Regions from separate parts of the Homo sapiens genome. Here region 2 is linked to region 1. Evidence: chromatin contacts called from ENCODE Hi-C data. All regions are on one chromosome and are shown on one strand. The core of a region is the stretch at or near the end of the contact, and the rest is flanking DNA. Distances in the headings are between cores, read along the strand shown.

Region 1 (5,781 bases), core at 2,143-4,642:
AAGTTCCTGGCTGGGCGCAGTGGATCAAGAGATCGAGACCATCCTGGCCAACATGGTGAAACCCCGTCTCTACTAAAAATACAAAAATTAGCTGGGCATGGTGGCATGTGCCTGTAGTCCCAGCTGCTCAGGAGGCTGATGCAGGAGAATGGCGTGAACCCGGGAGGCAGAGCTTGCAGTGAGCTGAGATCGCGCCACTGTACTCCAGCCTGGGTGACAAAGCAAGACTCCGTCTCACAAAAAAAAAAAAAAAAAAAAAAAAAAAAAGAGTACTGATTGCTACTCGCAACATTCTTCTCTTCCCATGGTGTGAATGAGAACATCCCTGCTTTCCACACAAACACAGGCTCTCAAGCACACGAGAAGCATGCCAGGTGTCAGGTCCTTTCTGTGAAGTCGGTTGTAGGCAGATGTCCAGTCTACTGATGGGGACAAGAACTTCAGAGGGAGGAGGGAGGCCTTCCCCACAGCCATGCCGGTGCTGCAGGGAGGTAAGATAAACGCCTGCATCTTAGCGACCTCAGATCCAAATTCATTCTTACACTGTGGTAACATAGGTATGTCAAATGTTTGTCTGTACACTGTTTATCCTGTGTGGTAGCAAATACATTTACCAAGTCACTGCAGATGAAGATTTCACAAGAGGACTTGACAAGCGTAATTAAAACGTCTGTTTAGGGCAAGACATGGTGGCTCATGCCTCTAATCCCAGCACATTGGGAGGCCAAGGCAGGTGGATCTCTTGAGGTCAGGAGTTTAATGCCAGCCTCAGCAACATAGTGAAACCCCACCTCTACCAAAAAATACAAAAGTTAGCTGGGGACGGTGGCACGCGCCTGAGGTCTCAGCTATTCGGGAGGCTGAGGTGGGAGAATCGCTAGAGCCCAGGAAGTTAAGACTGCAGTGAGCCGTGATTGCACCACTGTGCTCCAGCCTGGGTGACAGGGTGAGAGCTAATCTCAAAAAATAAAAATAGGCTGGACGCGGTGGCTCACGCCTGTAATTCCAGCACTTTGGGAGGCCTAGGTGGGCAGATCACGAGGTCAGGAGTTTGAGACCAGCCTGGCCAACATAGCGAAACCCTGTCTCTAATAAAAATACAAAAATTAGCCCAGCGTGGTGGCGCACGCCTGTACAGTCCCAGCTACTGGGGAGGCTGAGGTAGGAGAATCCCCTGAACCTGGGAGGCAGAGGTTGCAGTGAACCGAGACCACACCATTGCACTCCAGCCTGGGCAACAGAGTGAGCCTCCATCTAAAAAATAATAATAAAATAAAAACACTCAATCCCCTAGAAAAAATAGTGCATCAGTGGTTATGAGAACCTACTAAGGACAAGACCCATCTTTGACAATGAAAGGGGCCTTAGGACTTACTTCCCTTTTTTTTTTTTTTTTGAGACAGTCTCGCTCTGTCGCCTAGGCTAGAGTGCAGTGACACAATCTTGGCTCACTGCAACCTCCGCCTCCTGGGTTTAAGCAATTCTCCTGTCCCAGCCTCCCAAAGTAGCTGGGATTACAGGCATGTGCCACCACGCCCAGCTAATTTTTGTATTTTTTAGTAGAGATGGGGTTTCACCATATTGATCAGGCTGGTCTCGAACTTCTGACCTCACGTGATCCAACTGCCTTGGCCTCCCAAAGTGCTGGCATTACAGGCATGAGCCACCGCACCCAGCCTGACTTAGCATTTTGGAGTGGAGGCCGATCATGGTGATGGAGAAGGAAATCAGGGACAGATCTACACCATTTGTTTGCTATTTACTGCACGTAAACAGAATGAAATCAACACATTAAGTATTTCACTTGATTTCATCCACCATCTCCTGCAGACAACCAGGTTTCTCCCAAATTCATGTGCCTGGAAATGGCTTGAACCAAATGGTTCATGAGGAAAACCTGTGATATTTTTCATGAAATCGCCACATCTGGGCATCAGGAAAGCCTTCCCCGAGAATGTCTCAAATTGGTCAGCCGTTTTCTCTTTTTTTAGACAGGTAGGTGTCCCCAAGCATTCAATCCTAGCTAAAATATGGAAGTATTTATCTAGCACAGGAGCCTATGGCATAGTTTCAGTCCACTGTCTGGCAGACCTCATCTGGGCTGTCTTTGTGTGATTTGACTGGCCAGTAAATGGGGTATAAACTATGTAGGCTGTGGCCTGGCCTTGTGACAGAGGGGTCCCTGGAACTTGACTGCCACTCCCTAAGAGCAGAAACCGCCTCTTTCTTGTACATTGCTGGATCCCATCATCCTGCACAGTGCCTGGCTACAGGTGGCCAGCAATAAAACACAAGATTGGGGCAGGCACAGTGGCTCACGCCTGTAATCCCAGGACTTTGGGAGGCTGAGATGGAAGGATCACTTGAGGCCAGGAGTTCAGGCCCAGCCTAGGCAACATAGTGAGCCTATCTCTACAAAAAAAAAATTTTTTTTAAATTAATAAAACACAAGATTGGTTTGTGTGGTGAGACAGTATTGAATCCAACAAACGGGAACTGGATAGTGTGGCCCAAGATGCAATGGTGGCTGCAGCATGAGACCCTTATGCATATAATATTCAGTGGAAGAGGTGCCAGGCACTGTTCTGGGTGCTGAGAATAAAGCTATGCATAAGACTAAGGTTCTGTCGACAGAGATCGTGTCACACCAGTGGAAAAGACAGTCATCAAACTTATATCCTTGAGTCAGTGATGAGTTCTAGAAGGAAAGAAAAGGCTGATGTGACAGTGAGGAAGGGATGAGTGGAGACTTCTCTGAGACTTCAGTGATTCCTCTTCCTCTGAGCTGAGCCAAGCTGAGAAGCTGAGAAGAGTAAGATAGGGCCGGGAACTCAGGTCCGTTAGTCCGTCCTCCGAGGTGGGGCGGGCCAGCAGAATGGATTTCCGATCTACTCTGTGAGAGCCTCGCCCAAGAAAGCCCAGAGCCACTTCCAAGATCCGCGCTCCCACGGCGATGAGAAGCGTTTTCCCCCGGGACTGCTTGGCTTAGGACTGGGGACCCACTGGCTTTGGAGTAAGCCCTGGCACGGGCCTCGAGGGAAGAAAGAACTCCCGCGCTCCCCACACTCCACAGGGCCTGCGATCATCTCAGATGTTCCGGTTCCACGTGCAGAAACCCCGCCGGTCCGAGGCCCCGGTTCTAAAACGGCCCTAAGAGTCAAGGCTTCCACAGCTCGCCTCTGAGGGTGGCAAAGAGGCCGCGGGGGCGGTGCCTCGCGAGACCCAAACAAGCCCACGTGGCAGGGGCGGGGCTCCGCGAAGGCGTCACGGCGCGCTCGTGCGCTGCTGAGGTCACGCGCCGGCAGTACCCTTGCCCGGGGGCCGTAAAGCGCGGAAGGTCGCGGTCTCGGCTTCCCCGGAACTTTTTGCTCGCTTCGCCCCGCCCCCTTCCCATCCCCGAACCCCGCTTTCCGGCCCGCGGCGACCCCAGGCAACTGTTGTGGCTGCCGCATTGCTCCCGCCGGGCTGTAGCTGAGCGCGGAGCCCGTGGGGACCGGTGAGGTAAGGAGATAGCTTCGGGGCAACTCTGGCCTCCCCGTCCGCGCGGGCCTAAGCGCCCCGGGACCCCTGGGTTCCCCTCTTTCTCCTTTGGTTTCGCCCGGGGGTGGTCCCCGCTAGCTCACGCTTCCAGTGGGTTCCGCCTGGCCTCTCGCGAAGTCGCGTCCGGGCGCCAGTACTCGTCCCCGTAAGGTTGTCCGCTCGTGCCTTGGCTTGTGTTCTCGGCTACCCCTGGGCGTGCGCACCGCTCCTCCAGGAGCCTGCACTTCAGCCCCGATGCCAGGGCGGCCGGGGTGACCTCGGGCTCCCCCGTCTCGGGCTTGCACACCCCTGCGGCGCAGAGCCAACTCCAGCTTGTCTAGCCCGGTCCTCCATCCCTGCAGATGGAACTGTTTTCCCGCGTTGAGACGTGCGGTCCGCTTGTGCTTTTAGAACTAAAGACTGCTGCAGAGTCCGGAGGAAGAAGTCACCTAGAAAAATCTGGGACAGGGCAGTAAGCTTCCTTCTTAATGTTTGACCTTTGGGGGCCGATGTGTGATACCTCGGATTTGAATCAAGAATCTCCAAGCCCATTTTCCGCATGCATGTAAACGTGATGTACCGGGATGGGGTCTGGTGGTGGAGGAGGAGCCAGCCTGACGGATAAGCTTTTCCAGTGGCAGGGACTTGTGTTAATTTCTTTTTTCTTTTTTTTTCTTTTTTCCGAGACAGAGTTTCACTCTGTCGCCCAGGCGGGAGTGCAGTGGCGCGATCTCGGCTCACTGCAACCTCTGCCTCCTGGGTTCAAGCAATTCTCCTGCCTCAGCCTCCCAAGTAGCTGGGAATACAGGTGTGCGCCACCACGCCCGGCTAATTTTTGTGTTTTTAGTAGAGACGGGGTTTCACTATGTTGGCCAGGCTGGTCTCGAACTCCTGACCTCGTGATTCTCCCGCCTCAGCCTCCCAAAGTGCTGGGATTACAGGCGTGAGCCACTGCGCTCGGCCAACTTGTGTTAATTTCTTAAACTTGCGTGATCACCTGGTGTACTTGTTGAAAAATACAGCTCCCTGGAGTGGCAGGATCAGAATCTGCCGAGGTGGACCGTGGGAATCTGTCATTTTTAAACAAGTGTCCCAGGTGGTTCTTTTGCTGAGGCAAGTGTGGGAAATGTTGTGTGAACCCACGCTCATCCAGTCTTCCTTGTGACCGGCAGTCCACTGTGCGCAACGCTGCAGCCATACAGAGGGACAACTCGAAGTTAGAACTAGCACCTTGGTCTTGTTGGAATAAGCAGATCTGAGTAGAGCCAGCTGCAGTCTTATGGTTGTTTAGCAGAAGTTATTCTTCTTAGCAGAGAATATTATACGGTCATTTTCCAGAACTGTAAAAACTCTATCATTTGTTTTAAACCAGATGATGTGCTTCATTTCTGTCTTTGACGTCTTCAGTTTCTTCTCCCCTGGCTTTACCTCCTTTGTTATCAGTTTGTGCTTTGGTTTTGCTGCCAACCTTATAGGTTTAGGTTTGGCGGCAAAGGCACTAGACTCTGGTGCCTTCTTTTCCTTCGTTGTCTTAAGCCCTTCTTTTCCTCTGCCCTCATGCCCTCACCACTTCACTCTTTTGAAGGTCATAATGAACACAAGGTCAGAGATCCCTTTTTTGGCGCCAAGCACCCTGGGCTTTTTTGAGATGGAGTCTCACTGTGTCACCCAGGCAGTGGCGCGAATCTGCCCACTGCAGCCTCCATCTCCCTGGTTGAAGCAATTTTCCTGTCTCAGCCTCCTGAGTAGCTGGGACTACAGGTGCAAGCCACGACACCTGGCTAATTTTTCTGTTTTTAGTAGAGACGGGGTTTCACCATGCTGATCAGGCTGGTCTCAAACTCCTGACCTCAAATAATCCACCCACCTTGGCCTCCCAAAGTGCTAGGATTACAGGTGTGAGCCCCTGCGCCTGGCCTTTCTTTGTTTTGTTTTGTTTAAGACAGAGTCTCACTGTGTCACCCAGGCAGGAGTGCAGTAGCATAATCTCGGCTCACTGCAACCTCTGTCTCCCAGGCTCAAGCGATCCTCCTACCTCAGGAGTTCAGGACCAGCCTGGGCAACATAGTGAGCCCCTCTCTACAAAAAAAAAAAAAAAATTAAAAAAATTAATAAAACACAAGATTGGCCTGTGTGGTGAGAGAGTATTGAATCCAACAAACGGGAACTGGTTAGTGAGGCCCAAGATGCAATGGTGGCCGCACCATGAGTACCTGGGACCACAGGTGCGTGCCACCACACCCAGCTAATTTTTTGTATCTT
Region 2 (5,781 bases), core at 1,865-4,364, 230 kb after region 1:
AAATAAATTTATTACTACTTGTATTTTTTAAGTTGGATTTTTTTCATTACATGGCTTTGTCTATTACCTATAGTTTACATAGAGTACAACGCAAAGATAGTAGGTATAAAATTTCATGAGTTTTGATAATTGTATACACGTATAATCACTGCTTCAATCAAGATATAGAGCATTTTTGGCTGGTGTGGTGGCTCATGCCTGTAATCCCAGCACTTTGGGAGGCCGAGGCAGGCGGATCACTTGAGGTCAGGAGTTTGAGACCAATGTGGCCAATGTGGTGAAACCCTGTGTCTACTAAAAATGCAAAAAATTAGCCAGGCCTGGTAGCGGGCGCCTATAGTCCCAGCTACTCAGGAGGCTGAGACAGGAGAATCGCTTGAACTTGGGAGGTGGAGGCTGCAATGAGCTGAGATTGCGCCACTGCACTCCAGCCTTGGAAATAGAGCAAGACTCCGTCTCAAAAAAAAAAAAAAAAAAAAAGATACAGAGCATTTTCATCATCCCTGAAGTTCCCTTGTACCCCTTCCCAGTCAATCCTACTCACTCTATCTCATCCCCAGGCAACCACTGTTCTGATTTCTATCTCTATAGATTAGATATACCTGTTTTGGGCTTATATGAATGGAATCATGCAATATGTACTCTTTTTGCACCTGGGTTCTTTCATGCAATATAATGTCTATGAGATGTCAAATCTCTCCACTTGATCTTGGCCAAGAGAGCGAGACGCGATGAGATGTCAAATCTCTCATCCATGTTATTGCATGTATTTCATTCCTTTTTATTATTATTTTTTGAGACAGAGTCTTGCTCTGTCACCCAGGCTGGAGTGCAGTGGGGCAATCTTGGCTCCCGCAACCTCCGCCTACCGAGTTCAAGCGATTCTCCTGCCTCAGCCTCTCCCGAGTAGCTGGGATTACAGGCGCACCCCACCACACCTGGCTAATTTTTTTTTTTTTTTTTTTTGAGACCGGGTCTCCCTCTGTTGCCCAGGCTGGAGTGCAGTGGCGCGATCTCAGCTCACTGCAAGCTCTGCCTCCTGGGTTCACACCATTCTCCTGCCTCAGCCTCCCGAGTAGCTGGGACGATAGGCACCCGCCACCACGCCCAGCTAATTTTGTTTTTGTATTTTTAGTAGAGACAGGGTTTCACTGTGTTAGCCAGGCTGGTCTCGATCTCCTGACCTCAGGTGATCCACCTGCCTTGGCCTCCCAAAGTGCTGGGATTATAGGCATGAGCCACTGCGCCCGGCCCTAATTTTTGTATTTTTAGTAGAGGTGAGGTTTCGCCATGTTGGCCAGGCTGGTCTCGAACTCCTGACCTCAGGTGATCCACCAGCCTTGGCCTCCCAAAGTGCTAGGGTTATAGGCGTGAGCCACCGCCCCCGGCCCTTTTTTTGATTTTTAATCAACATTATTGAAAGGTATAATTTATATACCATGATATTTTAAATGCACAAGTTCTCACACAAAAATTAGCCAGGGGTGGTGGCGAAGTGCTATATTCCCAGCTGCTGGGGAGCTGAGGTGCGAGGATCACTTGAGTCTGGGAGATCAAGGCTGCAGTGAGCTGTGAACGTGCCACTGCATTCCAGCCTAGGTGACAGAGCAAGACCCTGTCACAAAAAACAAACAAAAACAGTTATTCTTCCTTGGGAACTGCTTATAAAAAAGAAAAAGCAGGTCAGCACTGTGGCTCACACCTGTAATCCCAGCACTTTGGGCGGCCCAGGCAGGCAGATCCTTGAGCTCAGGAGTTCAAGGCCAGCCTAGCCAACGTGGTGAAACTCCATCTCTACTAAAAATACAAACATTATCTGGGCGTGGTGGCGTGTGCCTGTAATCCCAGCTACTTGGGAGGCTGAGGCAGGAGAACCGCTTGAATCCAGGAAGCAGAGGTTGCAGTGAGCCAAGACCCGGCCACTGCACTCCAGCCTGGGTGATATCTGTAAATAATGGTTCCATGAGTTTAGAAATACAAAGTAGCATGACTTAACAAATTTACACATCTATGTAACCAGGTCCCAATCAAGATACAGAATAATTCTATCACCCAGGAAGTTCTCTTGTGTCTGGACCAAACATCCTTCTCCACAGGTAAGCTCTGTTAGTTTTTATCAGCATAGATTTTATTTGTCCTATTCTTGAATCTCATATAAATAGATTATACATTATGTATTTGGTGGTCCTTCAACATAATGGCCAGGTGTGGTGGCTCATGCCTGTAATCCCAACACTTTGAGAGGCCAAGGCAGGAGGATCTCTGGAGTTAGCAGGAGATCAAAAGCAGCCTGAGCAATATAATGAAGACTTCCGTCTCTGCAAAAAGTTTAAAAACTAGCCAGGAGTGGTGGTGCGGGCCTGTGGGCCCAGCTACCTGGGAGGCTGAGGTGGGAGGTCAAGGGTGCAGTGAGCCGAGATCACACCACTGCATTCCAGCCTGGGCGACACAATGAGACCCTGACTCAAAAAAGAAACGAAAAAACGCATTGTGTGTTGTGTTTATTGGATGGTGGAATTATGGGGTTTACGGGTCTTCTGTTGCGTTTTGGTTTTTGTTTTCTTACCTGTTATCGCGTTCCTAACAGTAGAAATTGGCATCATATAGTATTCTCATGGAACTTTCCTTTGTTCAAAGCCCTACAGTTCAGAGACTTACACATTTAATGTGAGATATGACAGGCTTAAAAAGAAACGTTGGGGGCCGGGCGCGGTGGCTCACGCCTGTAATCCCAACACTTTGGGAGGCTGAGGCGGGAGGATCACAAGGTCAGCAGTTCGAGATCAGCCTGGCCAACATGGTGAAACCCCATCTCTACTAAAAATACAAAAATTAGCCGGGCGTGGTGGCGGGCACCTGTAATCCCAGCTACTCGGGAGGCTGAGGTAGAATAGCTTGAACACGGAGGCGGAGGTTGCAGTGAGTCGAGATCCCGCCACGGCACTCCAGCCTGGGACAGAGCGAGACTCCGTCTCGAAAAAAAATAATAAAATAAATAATAAAATAAATAAAATAAAATAAACGTTGGCTTATTTCAGTGTGAAGTAAGGCAATAAACGGAGGGCTAACAGTTCCACTTCGTAGAGCTCAGACATTTTAAGAAGCGAGGAGGCCGCGTCCTGGAAGGGTGAGCAAAAAGCGCGAGGTTTGCGCACGAAGGGAAAGGCGAGGCCCGAGGAGAGACCTGGCGCCGCGCAGAATGATGATGTCGCACGCTGGGTGGGAACTGACGTCACCTGTGCTCACCGCCGCTTCCGGTCCGCGTGAGGTGCATTCTCGCGCCGGTGGCGAGGTTAGGGCCCGCGTTGCGACGTGGTGCAGCGCATATTTTCACAAGTGGGTCTCCCTTGTCCGGGACTATGGCCACCGACTCGTGGGCCCTGGCGGTGGACGAGCAGGAAGCGGCTGTCAAGTCGGTCAGTAGCTCAGCTCCTGGCGAGGAGGACGTAGCAGGGGCCCAAGCGAAACCTCCCAAAAGCACAGGGAGCTCCCCGGGTTGGGGAGGCCCCTGGGCAACGCGCTCCTGCAGTTTGCTAGGGCAGTCACTTGCCCTTGATTTGCTCTTAGAGCTAAAGAGACCAATGTCGAGCTTTTTATCTCCATCTGGGCTGGTTAAGGACTTCATCCTTTGGTAAATCCGCCCCACTATGCATGCTGTCATTCCTCTATTGACCTCCTCGGTGACGATTATAAGGAAAGCCAAGTTTAGATTCTGATTCTCTTTTTCATTACGCGACTGTTCTTCGCATGTTTCTGTACTACTCTGTATTTAACATTTCTTAGATCCATGCTTAACGTGGTTGGTAGTTTGTAGCTCTTTGCAGAATAACAGATTGACTTTTGGATTTAATACCTCAATCTACTGCAGATGTTGGAAGGAGGCACTACAAATTGTTTCATTGATGTGTAAAGTAACGGTTTCATGTACTTGTTCTTTCAGTAATGAATATTCATTCAACTGGAATGTAATTACAGCATACACTGTGGCTTTCTGTTCTTATATCTAAGACCTAAACTTTAGGTTTGTTTAGTGATAATGGACTGTCTTTTTTTTTGTTGTAGTTGTTTCTCTTTTGAGGCAGAGTTTTGCTCTTGTTGCCCAGGCTGGAGTGCAATGGCGCCATCTCGGCTCACCGCAACCTCCGCCTCCCGGGTTCAAGCGATTCTCCTGCCTCAGTCTCCCGAGTAGCTGGGATTACAGGCATGCGCCACCACGCCCGGCTAATTTTGTATTTTTTGTAGAGACGGGGTTTCTCCATGTTGGTCAGGCTGGTCTCGAACTCCCGACCTCAAGTGATCCGCCCACCTCGGCCTCCCAAAGTGCTGGGATTACAGCCGTGAGTCACCGCGCCCAGCCGGTATGGGGATTTTTGAGAGGGCTATTGACAGAATTAGACAAGGCTGGCAAGGATTTATTGAACTACAGAGAACAGAATATGTTAGAAGTGATGGCTAATAGAAATATCAGTGTAGAAGTTATTCTGATAGCCCCGAGATAGAGGGCCTATGTTGGGCAGTGGAAGTGAAAATTAAGGGATGGGTATAAGATATGAAGGTAGAATGGGTAGGACTTGCTAACATAATAAAGGAGAGAAGGGAGATAAAGCCAAAGGTTTCTGTTTTCAACCTGGATCCTATTGGTACTACTAACGTCCCAATAACAGGAATAGGAAAGTGGGAGGAAGGGCAGATTTGATAGAATGGTGAAGGCAGCCGGGCATGATGGCACCCACCTGTGATCCCAGCACTTTGGGAGGCCGAGGCGGGCAGATCACTCGAGGTCAAGAGTTTGATACCAGCCTGGCCAACATAGTGAAACCCTGTCTCTACTAAAAATACAAAAGTTAGCCAGGCGTGGTAGTCGTCCCCTGTTAATACCAGCTACTCAGGAGGCTGAGGCATGAGAATTGCTTGAACCTGGGAGGTGGAGGTTGCAGTGAGCCAAAATTACGCCACTGCACTCCAGCCTGGGCTACTGAGTGAGACTCTGTCTCAAAAAAAAAAAAAAAAAAAAAAAGAGGTGAAGGCTGGGCACAGTGGCTCACACCTGTAATCCTAGCACTTTGGGAAACTGAGACAGGCAGATCAGTTGAACCCAGGAGTTCAAGACCAGTGTGGGCAACATGGCGAAACCCCATTTCTACAAAAATACAAAAAAAATTAGCTGGGCGGGGTGGTGGTACACTCCTGTAGTCCCAGTTACTCAGGATGCTGAGGTGGGAGGATCACCTGAGCCTAGGGAGGTTGAGGCTGCAGTGAGCTGTGATCACACCACTGCACTCCAGCATGGGTGACGGTGAGACCCTGTTTCAAAAAAAGAAAAAAGGGAATGGTGAGTTCAGGTTTGGCTGTTCTGAATTTAAAATAAGGAAACATCTTGGTAAGTACCTGTTGTGGGAGTCCCCAAGAGATGCCAGGTTTGACGATTTGTTAGGAGAACTCACAGGCTCAGTATGTAGTTGTACTCACAACTATGATTTATTATAGTGAAAAGATACAAAGCAAAATTAGTGGAGGAAAAAGGCTCATGGGCTAAGTCCAGAGGAAACCAGGCAAACTTCCAAGTTATCTCCCAATGGAGTCCACAGAGTGTGCTTCATTCTTCCGGTAGCAAATTGTAACAGCACATATGAAGTGGTGTCAGGGAAGCTTGTTAGAGACTCTACTTGAGGCTTTTATTGGGGGGCTGTCATATAGTCACCCTGTGCCTAGCATGTACCAGAATTCCAGACTTCCAGAAGGAATGCAGGTGGTTAGCATAAATTACATGCAACTGTTTTT

The links. Hi-C counts contacts between places; a loop is a spot of excess contacts on that map. Pooled maps may share reads with other maps.
Region 2: a map of naive thymus-derived CD4-positive, alpha-beta T cell shows a loop between it and region 1 (34-fold over the local background). The contact joins the promoter of DDX19A-DT here to the promoter of PDPR in region 1. A Hi-C loop is called at or near these places in 1 of 168 maps with a recorded cell type or tissue (naive thymus-derived CD4-positive, alpha-beta T cell), 1 of 37 single-sample maps with no recorded cell type and 9 of 50 pooled maps.

Annotation. Positions count from the first base shown.
Region 1 is chr16:70,110,940-70,116,720 of GRCh38, forward strand. PDPR (pyruvate dehydrogenase phosphatase regulatory subunit) reads left to right here and starts at 3,393. Exons shown (of 19, transcript NM_017990.5): 1 at 3,393-3,501; 2 at 3,882-3,991. RefSeq lists enhancers at 3,357-3,406, 3,927-4,869.
Region 2 is chr16:70,343,633-70,349,413 of GRCh38, forward strand. It overlaps DDX19A-DT (DDX19A divergent transcript), which reads right to left and starts at 3,115. Exons shown (of 5, transcript NR_039997.1): 1 at 2,567-3,115. It overlaps DDX19A (DEAD-box helicase 19A), which reads left to right and starts at 3,271. Exons shown (of 12, transcript NM_018332.5): 1 at 3,271-3,416. The coding sequence starts at 3,360. RefSeq lists enhancers at 2,271-2,889, 2,890-3,507, 3,026-3,515.